3 separate regions of the Homo sapiens genome follow, and all the other regions are linked to region 1. Evidence: chromatin contacts called from ENCODE Hi-C data. All regions are on one chromosome and are shown on one strand. Each heading gives the region's core, a stretch centred on a gene start or an enhancer-like site at or near the end of the contact. The rest is flanking DNA. Distances are from core to core; before and after follow the strand shown. Region 1 holds the start of ACAD11 (acyl-CoA dehydrogenase family member 11). Region 2 holds the start of PIK3R4 (phosphoinositide-3-kinase regulatory subunit 4). Region 3 holds the start of C3orf36 (chromosome 3 putative open reading frame 36).

The links. A loop is a pair of places that touch in the nucleus more often than their neighbours do. Pooled maps may share reads with other maps.
Region 2: a loop to region 1 is called in a pooled map, with 7 times the contacts of the local background. The contact joins the promoter of PIK3R4 here to the promoter of ACAD11 in region 1. A Hi-C loop is called at or near these places in 7 of 50 pooled maps.
Region 3: a loop to region 1 is called in a pooled map, with 29 times the contacts of the local background. The contact joins the promoter of C3orf36 here to the promoter of ACAD11 in region 1. A Hi-C loop is called at or near these places in 7 of 50 pooled maps.

The regions. Positions count from the first base shown.
Region 1 is chr3:132,658,018-132,661,441 of GRCh38, reverse strand. ACAD11 (acyl-CoA dehydrogenase family member 11) reads left to right here and starts at 1,633. Exons shown (of 20, transcript NM_032169.5): 1 at 1,633-1,839. The coding sequence starts at 1,691. UBA5 (ubiquitin like modifier activating enzyme 5) reads right to left here and starts at 1,113. Exons shown (of 12, transcript NM_024818.6): 1 at 744-1,113. The coding sequence starts at 904. The region is part of intron 26 of NPHP3-ACAD11 (NPHP3-ACAD11 readthrough (NMD candidate)); the gene reads left to right. RefSeq lists enhancers at 518-797, 1,168-1,257, 793-1,331.
Region 2 is chr3:130,745,075-130,748,498 of GRCh38, reverse strand. PIK3R4 (phosphoinositide-3-kinase regulatory subunit 4) reads left to right here and starts at 1,670. Exons shown (of 20, transcript NM_014602.3): 1 at 1,670-2,181; 2 at 3,235-3,424. The coding sequence starts at 3,281. RefSeq lists a silencer at 646-695 and an enhancer at 1,930-1,989.
Region 3 is chr3:133,927,889-133,931,312 of GRCh38, reverse strand. It overlaps C3orf36 (chromosome 3 putative open reading frame 36), which reads left to right and starts at 1,501. Exons shown (of 1, transcript NR_161373.1): 1 at 1,501-3,168. RefSeq lists a silencer at 3,343-3,424.

The DNA.
Region 1 (3,424 bases), core at 384-2,883:
TAAGACCTTTATACATACTGATTTTTTCAATCCCCACAACTATGACAGAGATAGATATTACTATTATCTTCATTGTACAGGTGAGAAGCTGAAGCGGAAAGTTTCACAACTTGCCAAAGGTTAGGCAGTTACGAAGAGAGTAGTTAGATTTGAATTGCAATCAGTCTGGCGGTAGAGTCCTTACCCTTAACCATTGCACTATATTCCATCTGCTGAATTGATAAGCTTTGTTAGGAAAGAAGAAAAGAGAGGCCTGGGCAGTCTTGGTAATGTCGAATGGTTTGAGATGTTAAGGAGCACCCGAATATCTCAGAATAGAGCTAACCCCGCTCTCCCCCGCCCCGACCCCATTTAAGATGCATTGATAAGCCTTTAATGAAACTCAAAGTTTACCTTAGCAGGTTTAATATTTGATCTCATCTTCTGAAAGTTCTTACTATCAGTCTTATACACAGCGAGGCGGACTAATTAAGAGGCAAGGGTGATAGGAAACTGGACACACGTCCTCAGCAGGCACAGGAGCAGCACCATATGGCTGACTCACTGGAGGTTTTTAAAAAAGAGAAAGAATATCTTCCGATCAGTACTAAGATGTGGCCTTGCCCATTTGGGAACAGGATTCGCAGACCAAGAAAAGGGTGGCGGGCGTCCCCATGAGCGGGACGTGGGAAGCGCCTCACTTCTGACCTCACGGAGCCTGACCTCGTCCCCCGCGCCTGCCTCCGACCGGCGACGCAGGTTACCTGTAGGGATTCGAATCCACCACCTCTGAGCTCATCTTCTCGATGCGGACCCGGCCGCCCCCTCCGTCGCCGCTCCTCGGGACCTGCAGACTCCTCTCCTGGGCAAGTTCCCGCTCCAGCTCCTGGACCCGCTGCTGCAGGCGCTCCACAGACTCCGCCATGGCTGGGACTCCGGCCGCCAACGCTCCCAGCCCGGGCCTTCGCCGCCGCCTTCGCCCCACGTTGCTCGGCTGGGCCCGCGAGGGGTACGTGGGGAGGCACCTCGCCGCTGCCTTCCTAGCCCAGAGCCCTGGGGACGTGCACCCAGCGCCTCACAGACAGACACGTCTCCGAGACTCCCACAGGCCTTCCTCGGAGCCGCTTCCGGTGCGTCGCAGACATCGCTCCCCCTCATCAAAAACCTGGCTCTTTCGGCTTCCTTCCTCGCTGGGCCGGCTAAACCCGGCCGCAGCAGCACCGGGGTGATAAGTGTCCAGGGCAGGAGGCCAGCGATGTTGCCTTGCTAACCGGGTATCTAAGAGAAACAGGGTCTTTTTATTCTTAGGCTCGACAGTCTGACGGCCCTTTTTCTGAACGGGACCCTGCAGGTCTTCCGCCTGCTGTTGCATTAAATTTGGGGGTGGAAGAGGCTTCTGCGTTGTTCCTTACCCGCAACGATGACCATGGCTTTGCCTTCTTTAAAATTGAGGCCTCCAACTCTGACGCTGACTGGAGAATTGAAACCCGAACACACATTGGGCTCTTTTGGCACTTGACTAGAGCTAAAACCTCGGGATTCAGCGGGCAAGCGTTGCTCAGCAACGGCGCGTAGGCTGTGTGCGGTTGGCTGGAGCCAGACCCCACCCCGGCCTCGGCCCATGCTCTAGAGGGGACGTTGCCCCAATCCTGAAGGACTTCGGCACTCGAGACCTGTGGATGCCGCGTTGCTGTGGCCTGCGGGGGTGATCATGAAGCCAGGTGCTACTGGCGAGTCCGATTTGGCCGAAGTGCTGCCCCAGCACAAGTTCGACAGCAAGTCCCTGGAGGCCTACCTAAACCAGCACTTGTCTGGCTTTGGGGCCGAACGTGAGGCTACGCTGACCATTGCCCAGTACAGGTATGGATGTCAGCCTTTGCCTCCAGCGGAAAAAAATTTGTACATTGAGTTTTCCTTCCTTTGGCCCTGGGTGGTTTCCTAAGTTTCTCCCACCCTGATTGCTTTTCCTGCAGTCAGTGGACGCACCCTACAGGCATGAGCTGCTATTGCCGGCCCTCCGAATTCGATGCTGGGGGCTTCCCAATTGGAGGGCGGTAATGGAAGCGCAATAACGTTCACCATTCTACTATCCAAAGGAATCTTTGTTAAAGGATGGATTTATGTCCCTTGAGGATTCACCAAGGCAATTAAGGCTACAAATTCTGAGAAATAGATGCCTTCTTTTGTGATACAGCCATTAGATCTTTTTCTGAGAAGCTGGTGTAATTCCGTTTGATTGGCCGTATTCCGGGAGGCTGAGTTAATGACACCAGATGGAGGATCCGAATTCGAGTACTAGCTTTTCCACTTAGGAGGTCACAGCACCACTTTGGGCCTCAGGTTTTTTGAAGTGAGGTAATGGAACTGAGTGAGAGGATCCTGAGAGTAGCGTTCCCCACCGGGAATCTGGCTTTAGTCTGATGTTTTACAATAGATAATACATTCTTAAAACTTTATTCTAAAAATAACATTGTTACTAATACAGGGCTACAGAAAGAGTCCTATCATTCAGAAAACTGGATCTGTCACTTGCTGTCTGGGAGTTTAAATATGTTACATAAACACTCTGAGAACTAGTTTCCTAAGTTGTAATACCTATTTTGATTAGTCTTATTAATGAAATGAAATACCGTAATATAGGTGAAAGGGCGTAAAAATTGCAACAACATAGTGTGCTAGTGGTATTTTATCACTAGCATTTATATTCTTTGACTACTGATTTTGGTGAAAATGAAAATAATAATAAATGAGATGGATCAGGGAACATTTTAGGGTGTAGAATTTAAAGGTCCCATGTCCCAATAGATATTGGAAGATGAAGGGAAAGGTGGAATAAAGAATAGCTGAGATTTCTAGGCTAGAAGCCTTGTGTTGTAACAAACTGAAACAGATCAAAGTTCAAATTTCAACTATTTCAATTGCTGTGGAATTTGGACAAGTTACCCTTTGAACATCTAGTCCTGCTTTGGCAAAAAGGAGATAGTAACGTTCATATTGTAGGAGTGTTGAAGAGGTACATAACTGAAAGATACTTAATTCTGAACCAAGCTGAATGTTAAACCATAACCGTGTTCAAAAAATGAAATTAGTTGTAAATTAGTTGTGGTATAAAAATTGCTTCCAGAAATGTTGTATAAGCTTGGTTTAATAAATATATATGGAACTCTGGATCCCACAGAGAACACACATTCATTTCTAGGACACATGAAAAAGTTTATAAAAATTGAAAACACATAGGCCATGAAGGAAGTCTCAGAAACTCAAAAGAATCAATCTTTATATTTTGAAAATGTGTGTTTTGGCCAGGTGCAGTGACTCACACTTGTAATCCCAGCACTTTGGGAGGCCGAGGCACGTGGATCACTTGAGGTCAGGAGTTCAAGACCAGCCTGGCCAACATGGTGAAACCCCCATCTCTACTAAAGATACAAAAATTAGCCGGGCG
Region 2 (3,424 bases), core at 421-2,920, 1.9 Mb after region 1:
TTCATAATAACGTAAAAGTAAAACAACTCAAATGTCTATTAACTAACAAAAGGGTAAACAAAATTATTTGCAACAACAAATAAATGAAGTACTAATACAAGCTACAATAGGGATAATCCTCAAAAACATTACCCAAAGTGAAAGTCAGTCACAAAGACCACATATTATATATAAAATGTCCAGAAAAGGCAAGTGTATACAAACAGAAAGTAGATTAATGATTGCCTAGGGCTGGAAGGGGGAGGAGAAATGGGGGAGAACAGGGAGTGACTCCGAATGGTTTCAGGGTTTCCTTTTGGGGTAATGAAAATGTTTAAAATCAGGCAGGCTGGGCGCGGTGGCTCATACCTGTAATCCCAGCACTTTGGGAGGTCGAGGCGGCGGATCACTTGAGGTCAGGAGATCCAGACCATCCTGGCCAACATGGTGAAACCCCATCTCTACAAACAATACAAAAACTAGCGGCCGGGCGCGGTGGCTCACGCCTGTAATCCCAGCACTTTGAGAGGCCGGGTGGATCACGAGGTCAGGAGATCGAGACCACGGCGAAACCCCGTCTCTACTAAAAAAAAAATACAAAAAATTAGCCCGGCGCGGTGGCGGGCGCCTATAGTCCTAGCTACTCGGGAGGCTGAGGCAGAAGAATGGCGTGAACCCGGGAGGCGGAGCTTGCAGTGAGCCGAGATCGCGCCACTGCACTCCAGCCTGGGCGACAAGAGCGAGACTCCGTCTCAAAAAAAAAAAAAACAAAAACCTAGCTGGGCGTGGTGGCACGTGCCTGTGGTCCCAGCTACTCTGGAGGCAGAGGCATGAGAATCGCTTGAACCCGGGAGGTGGAGTTTGCAGTAAGCCGAGATGGCACCACTGCATTCCAGCCTGGGTGACAGAGCCAGACTGTCTCCAAAAGAAAAAAAAAAAGGCCGGGCGCGGCGGCTCACGCCTGTAATCCCAACACTTTGGGAGGCTGAGGCAGGCGGATCACGAGGTCAGGAGATCGAGACCAACCTGGCTAACACGGTGAAACCCCGCCTCTACTAAAAATACAAAAAAATTAGCCGGGCGTGGTGGCGGGCGCCTGTAGTCTCAGCTACTCGGGAGGCTGAGGCAGGAGAATCGCTTGAACCCGGGAGGTGGAGGTTGCAGTAAGCCGAGATCGCTCCACTGCACTCCAGCCTGGGCGACAGAACGAGACTCAGCCTCAAAAAAAAAAAAAAAAAAAAAAAAAAAAAAAAAAAAAAAAAAAAAAATTAAAATCAGATTATAGGGATGATTGCACAACTCGATAGATGTATTAAAAACTACTGCTTTGTACATTTTAAGCAGGTGAACTTTATGGTATGTAAGTTATATCTCACCAGAACTCTAAAAATCCAGCTTGGGATATATTAGTTTTCCTAAATATTCTTGAGTTCTCTTAACTCTGTTCTGCTGTCCTGGGAGTGAAGGCGTGTCTGAGCAGATTCTAGGGGATGTCAGAAACCTCAGCGTTCGTGAATGAAAGGTAGAAGAGCAGGAAGGGGAATAGATCTTTGTCAGAGCATCATTTTCTCCCTGTAGACTCGCCCAAAGTAAGACCACGCCTTCCCTAGTTTCCTAGCAACCGGTTTCCTACCCTGGCAATTCCTCAAGGCTCACTCTTTTTCGTCACTTCCGCTCGGCGACAGGAAGTGAGGTCAGACCGGTTGCTTTCCCGGGAGTTCGGCGTTTGCTGGGGCTGCAGCAGCTGAAGTGTAGTGTTTTCTTGGGACTGGCGGTCTGCACTTCTCTCCCGGGTTCCATCTCCCCCCGCCCGGTGGTGAGGCCCTCGAGGAGGGCTCGGACGGGTGTAGCGATCCGCGCTAGAGGAAGACGAGGCCCGGGAACGCATGTCCCCCAGGGCAGGTTAGGGGGCTGGAGGGGTCAAATCCCGGGGTACTTGTGGAGACTCTTTAGCGTGGCTTCTTCTCTCTGCTGAGACCCCGAGAGCTTTCCCAGTTCTCCTCCCAGGACCACCGGGGTTCCTGAAGATCGGGACTTTTCTGCGCCCCTCCACCAACAGCCCATCTCCTGTCTATGAAGAAAGACCCTTCGTAGAAACAACTTCCCCGCTGCTGACGCGTTTTCCCGTCCCGTCCCCGAAGTAGTCTACTATGACCTCGTTGTGAGCCTCTGAACGATTTTGACACTTTCCCGAGGCCTAGGGTAAATGTTTATGTGTGCTCAAGGTCGTGTGTGTATATGTGTGGCATTTATTTCCTGCAAAACCTGAGTTAGCAGAACCCTGGGGTACGTTTAGCTAGTGTATACTTTGGTCTGCTTTTCTTTAACATCTGTGGCAAGGTTTCTTGTTGCAGACCAGCGAAGTTTGCACCTTCTTTTAGCTGGGTGAGAGGGCACACTGGAATTAGGCAGGAAGTGTCCAGGAGTTAACTGAATTTTTAGATCTTAGTTTGACCTTTTCAGTTTTCAGTTTTTCTTTTTTTTTTTTTATTTTTTGAGACGGACGGAGTCTCGCTCTGTCACCCAGGCTGGAGTGCGGTGGCGGGATCTCCACTCACTGCAACCTCTGCGTCCTGGGTTCAAGCAATTCTGCGTCAGCCTCACGAGTAGCTGGGATTACAGGCACCCACTACCACGCCCGGCTAATTTTTGTATTTTTAGTAGAGACGGGATTTTAACCATGTTGGCCAGCCCCGTCTTGAGCTCCTGACCTCGTGATCCTCCCGCCTCGGCCTCCCGAAGTGCTGGGATTACAGGCGTGAGCCACCGCGCCCGGCCAGTTTTAAGCTTTTAATGTGTCTCTTTCTTATTTCCAAGAAACTACAGATTCTTGGACAAGAACTATGTCATATGGTAACTTTGTAATTCTCATAGCCCCAAGCACAGCACGGAACACATAGTAAAGGCTCATTAATATTTTAAATTTAAATATGAGAAAATAACACAAACTAACATTTTTGGCTTAAAGTTGAAGAGGCCTATCTAAATATAGTTCAGCTCCTGGAAATGGCGATGCGCAATAGCAGGGTATTTTTAGGTAAAATAACAAGGTCTTCTTGGAGAAAATAACATGGTCTTTTTAGATAAATGTGTGTGAAATTTAGAGGCTGCCCCAGAAGGCTAGGTACAGTGCTGTTAGTGGAAGAGAAGTATGCTGCATCTGTCTTTTTGGAAGAGACCAAATAATGGAATAATGGTGTTTCACAGCTTCTTTGTTTCTTGTCTTTTTTCTTCATTTGTTTTTATTTTAAACAGGTATTATATCCTAACCTTACTAAAGACCACAGAGGTGCTTGCCATTATGGGAAATCAGCTTGCTGGCATTGCTCCCTCCCAGATCCTTTCTGTAGAGAGTTATTTTTCAGATATTCATGACTTTGAATATGATAAAAGCCTGGGGAGTACTCGGTTTTTTAAAGTTGCTCGAGCCAAGCACCGAGAAGGC
Region 3 (3,424 bases), core at 252-2,751, 1.3 Mb before region 1:
TGGAAACCCTACAAAGCCGAGACCCCAGGGTTAGGCCCACCTCCCTGTGCACACTCGCGGCTATGCCCTCTCCCGGCCCCAGTCCTAGGAAGCCCACTCCTCTGCACCACTCCCTCTCCCTACAGAATCCCGCTCCTCAAGGGCTGAACAAAAAAGCCGGAAAAGGAAGAGTGTGCAGGAACCTTTTTTATTCAATCCTTCTTTTACCCTTCTTGGAAAAAGCGCAAATACAGTGATAACTAAATACCGTATCTCTATCAATTATCCTTTGGCCCAAAGCCCTTTGGGGTGATCCTCCATGATGGATGCCCCATGTAAAGGTGAGGAATCTGATCCCGAGGAAGCAACCATTGTGGCCAATTTCACATAGATAATAGCTGGCCAGGTCTAGACTCAAACCAGGCTGTCCACTTCTCTCTGGTCCAGCCCAATTGCCCCAGCTGAGTCATTCTGAAGAGTCAGCATGGACTAAAATGGTGGGGAGGCCCCTCTTTTCCCACTGATGTTCACTGGCCCATGGGAGGGAAGTGGGGGAATCTCTTGAGGGCCATTAAGGTGGGTAACAAAGGCAAAAGAACCAGGTAACAGTTCATTTACTTACCTTCTATTCAACTAGCAACAACATCACAACTATTCATTAAACAGGGCCAATTTATCCCTATAGCACCATGAGTTAAAGAGAGTTGTGGAGAAAAGAGACAAAGAGGGAAGGGTTTTGAGAAGAAAAGGCCCTGAGAATCCTGCACACAGACCTTCAAGGGAACAGCTCCATCTGGTGACTGCTTAGCAGATTCTTGCTCAAGAAACAAAGCCATATTGTGATTTTATTCAACCACTCTCAAAGATGGAGAGATACAGTTAAGCTGGAGGCTGAAGCCAGTCAGTATCAAATTGATACTAAAATATTATATTGCAGCAAATCCAGAAGAAATACATCCTATCTTTCGCAACCACAGGAAGTAAATACCTGGAAGAAAGGTCCATCTCCTGCCAGTAGCACCAGACACCAGATTCATTATAACCTTTCATCAGAGATTAAATATGGAAACAGATCCTGGAAAAGCCCTTGGCAAATCATAAATGAGAGGAAGTTTTTCTCCATGGCATACCCTGGCCATTCCTCCACTCTCCAGCCACATCATGTCTCCAGCCCTGCTACAACTTGACAGCAATAATAATAACTAAAATGTGCACAGATCTTTACAGTTTACCAAGCCATTAACCCATTTAAAACACTTCTTTAATCAGTAAATCAGTGGGGAAAGGCTTGGCTATGCTGTGGTAACAAACCTCTCGAATCTTAGTCACTTGACACAACAAAAGATGGTATCTCGCTCACAGAACCTGTGGTGATCTGGGTGACTCTCAGGTCAGTGGCTCAGTAGTGCCCCTCTGCCTGCTCAGGGCCTGGAGGATTGGCCTGAGAGCCCCCCCAACCAGTGTCTCAGTAACTCAGACTGTTTGGAACCTGAGGTACCTCCATTTCATTATAAGCTGCCATGATGGATGGGGCAGGGGAAGAAAGTCCTGGAAGATCCCGCACTGCTAAGCAATGCTTTGTCCCAAAGTAACGCTCTTCACTCTGCTCCCAGCCTAGCTGCCGCAAGAGCGGAACAGAATATTCTGTGTGCTCAGGAGAAGAAAAGAGCAGATATGGTTGAGCACTAAAACCCTCTACTGTGGGTAGTGAACCTAGGTGGACACAGTTGCTCACCGGGACACTTAAACCAGCTTTGCGGGGCTGTCGGGGTTGGGAAGCACAGTCTGGAAAGATTTCCCAATGGAGGAAGCACCAATTGTGGGTCCCTGAAGCTGAGGGGATGATGCCCAGGCAAGGCCGAGGCAGTCTGCAGAGGGCTGGGGAGGTGGGAAAGACGATTTTGCTCAGAGGAGGCAGAGATGGGGTGGTGGCTGAGAGAGATGCAGGGTCAAGGAAAGGATGGCTTCAGAGAGGAGAGATTTGCTGGGGCAAAAGGCCACAGGATGGGGAGGCTGCGGGGTCCAAGAGGACAGCTGATGGAGCGAGACCCTGCAGGCAAGGAGGAGATGGGGTGACTCATGGCAGAATCGCACCAGAGTTCCCACAGCCCTGTGCGGCCACTATGACTAGTCCCATCCTGTACATGGAGAAAACGAGGCTCCTTCCAGTTGTCCCTCACGCCTCCCTTGATTTATGTACTACCTGATGTGTATAAGGACAGGTGGTGACAAACACATGGTCCCTACCCTTCAAGGACATATAATCCAGAGCTAAGACAAGACCTTAACACAGGGCAAAGTACTATGCTCTGAGTTCATTTGATGAGCGATGGGAGAACGGGCTTGATCCTAGCCATGCGGGAGAGACTGGAATTCAAGAGAGTCAAATGTGCTGGGAAAGACTTTCTGGGCAAAAGGAATAAGCAAAGGTGTGCAAAGGTAAGGAAGCAGGAAACCTTTGCACATCTTGAGAACTCGCCGGCCAGAGGCCTGTGAAGGAGCGCAGTGGTCAGGCAGGAGAGGCAGTCGGATGCAGGCTGAGACCATCCTGGAGGGTCTTGAGGCTGGCTTACCCCAGGCTGTGAGTAGTGGGCTCAGCCTAGTCCCGGCTCCTGGGTTAGTGCTCACGTGTCTCTCTGCCCCCTCAGGGCCTGGAGGAATGGCCTTAGAGCCCCCACCAACCACGCTCAGGAAGGCATTCCTAGCTCAGAGTACCCTCCTGGAGTCTACACTGGAAGGGGCTCCTGAGTGGGCCGCGCCACACCCCGAGGAGCAGAGGCGCAGTCCTCCCGCGTGCTCCCAGCACACTCCACCCCTACCCAGCACACCCACGGGGCCCCCACCTTGCTCACCTGGGGGGAACCACCCACTCTGCGCCCTCTCAGGGAGAGGTGGTGGCCGCTGCTCTATCCCCTCCCTCTCTTCCTCTTCCACCTTCTCTCTCTTCTCATCTGGGTGCTGGAACCCAAGGGTGAAACTGAGAGTCAGAAAGTCTCAGTCTCAAGGCAGAGCGGGGCAACTAATTTAAAACGGCTTCTACTCCGGCCCCCAGTGTGACTAATCTCCTTCTCTTCGCTCCACAGGTCTATAAATGGGCCACAGTAGGCACCCCTTTTTAAATCTGTAAAATCCCCAAATCCATTAAAAGTGACTTCAGAGGTCCCAGATAGGGACCAACATTTGTTTAAACCTTTTCCTCATTACATCTCATGACCGCCAGCTTACAAAAGAGAGACTGGGGGTTCTGGATGAGACGTATGCAATCCCTGAGTCCACCTTGGAAAGGACAGAGGCAGGTGTCACACCGTTCCTCTTTGACCCGAATCGCTTGAATCCCAGAGTTTCAACAGCTCAGGTGGGTTGAAGGCTCAGAATGTACCAGACATCCGAAGCGCTTTACATACATTTGCTCCTTGAATCTTCACGACAGCCCTGTGAGATGCAA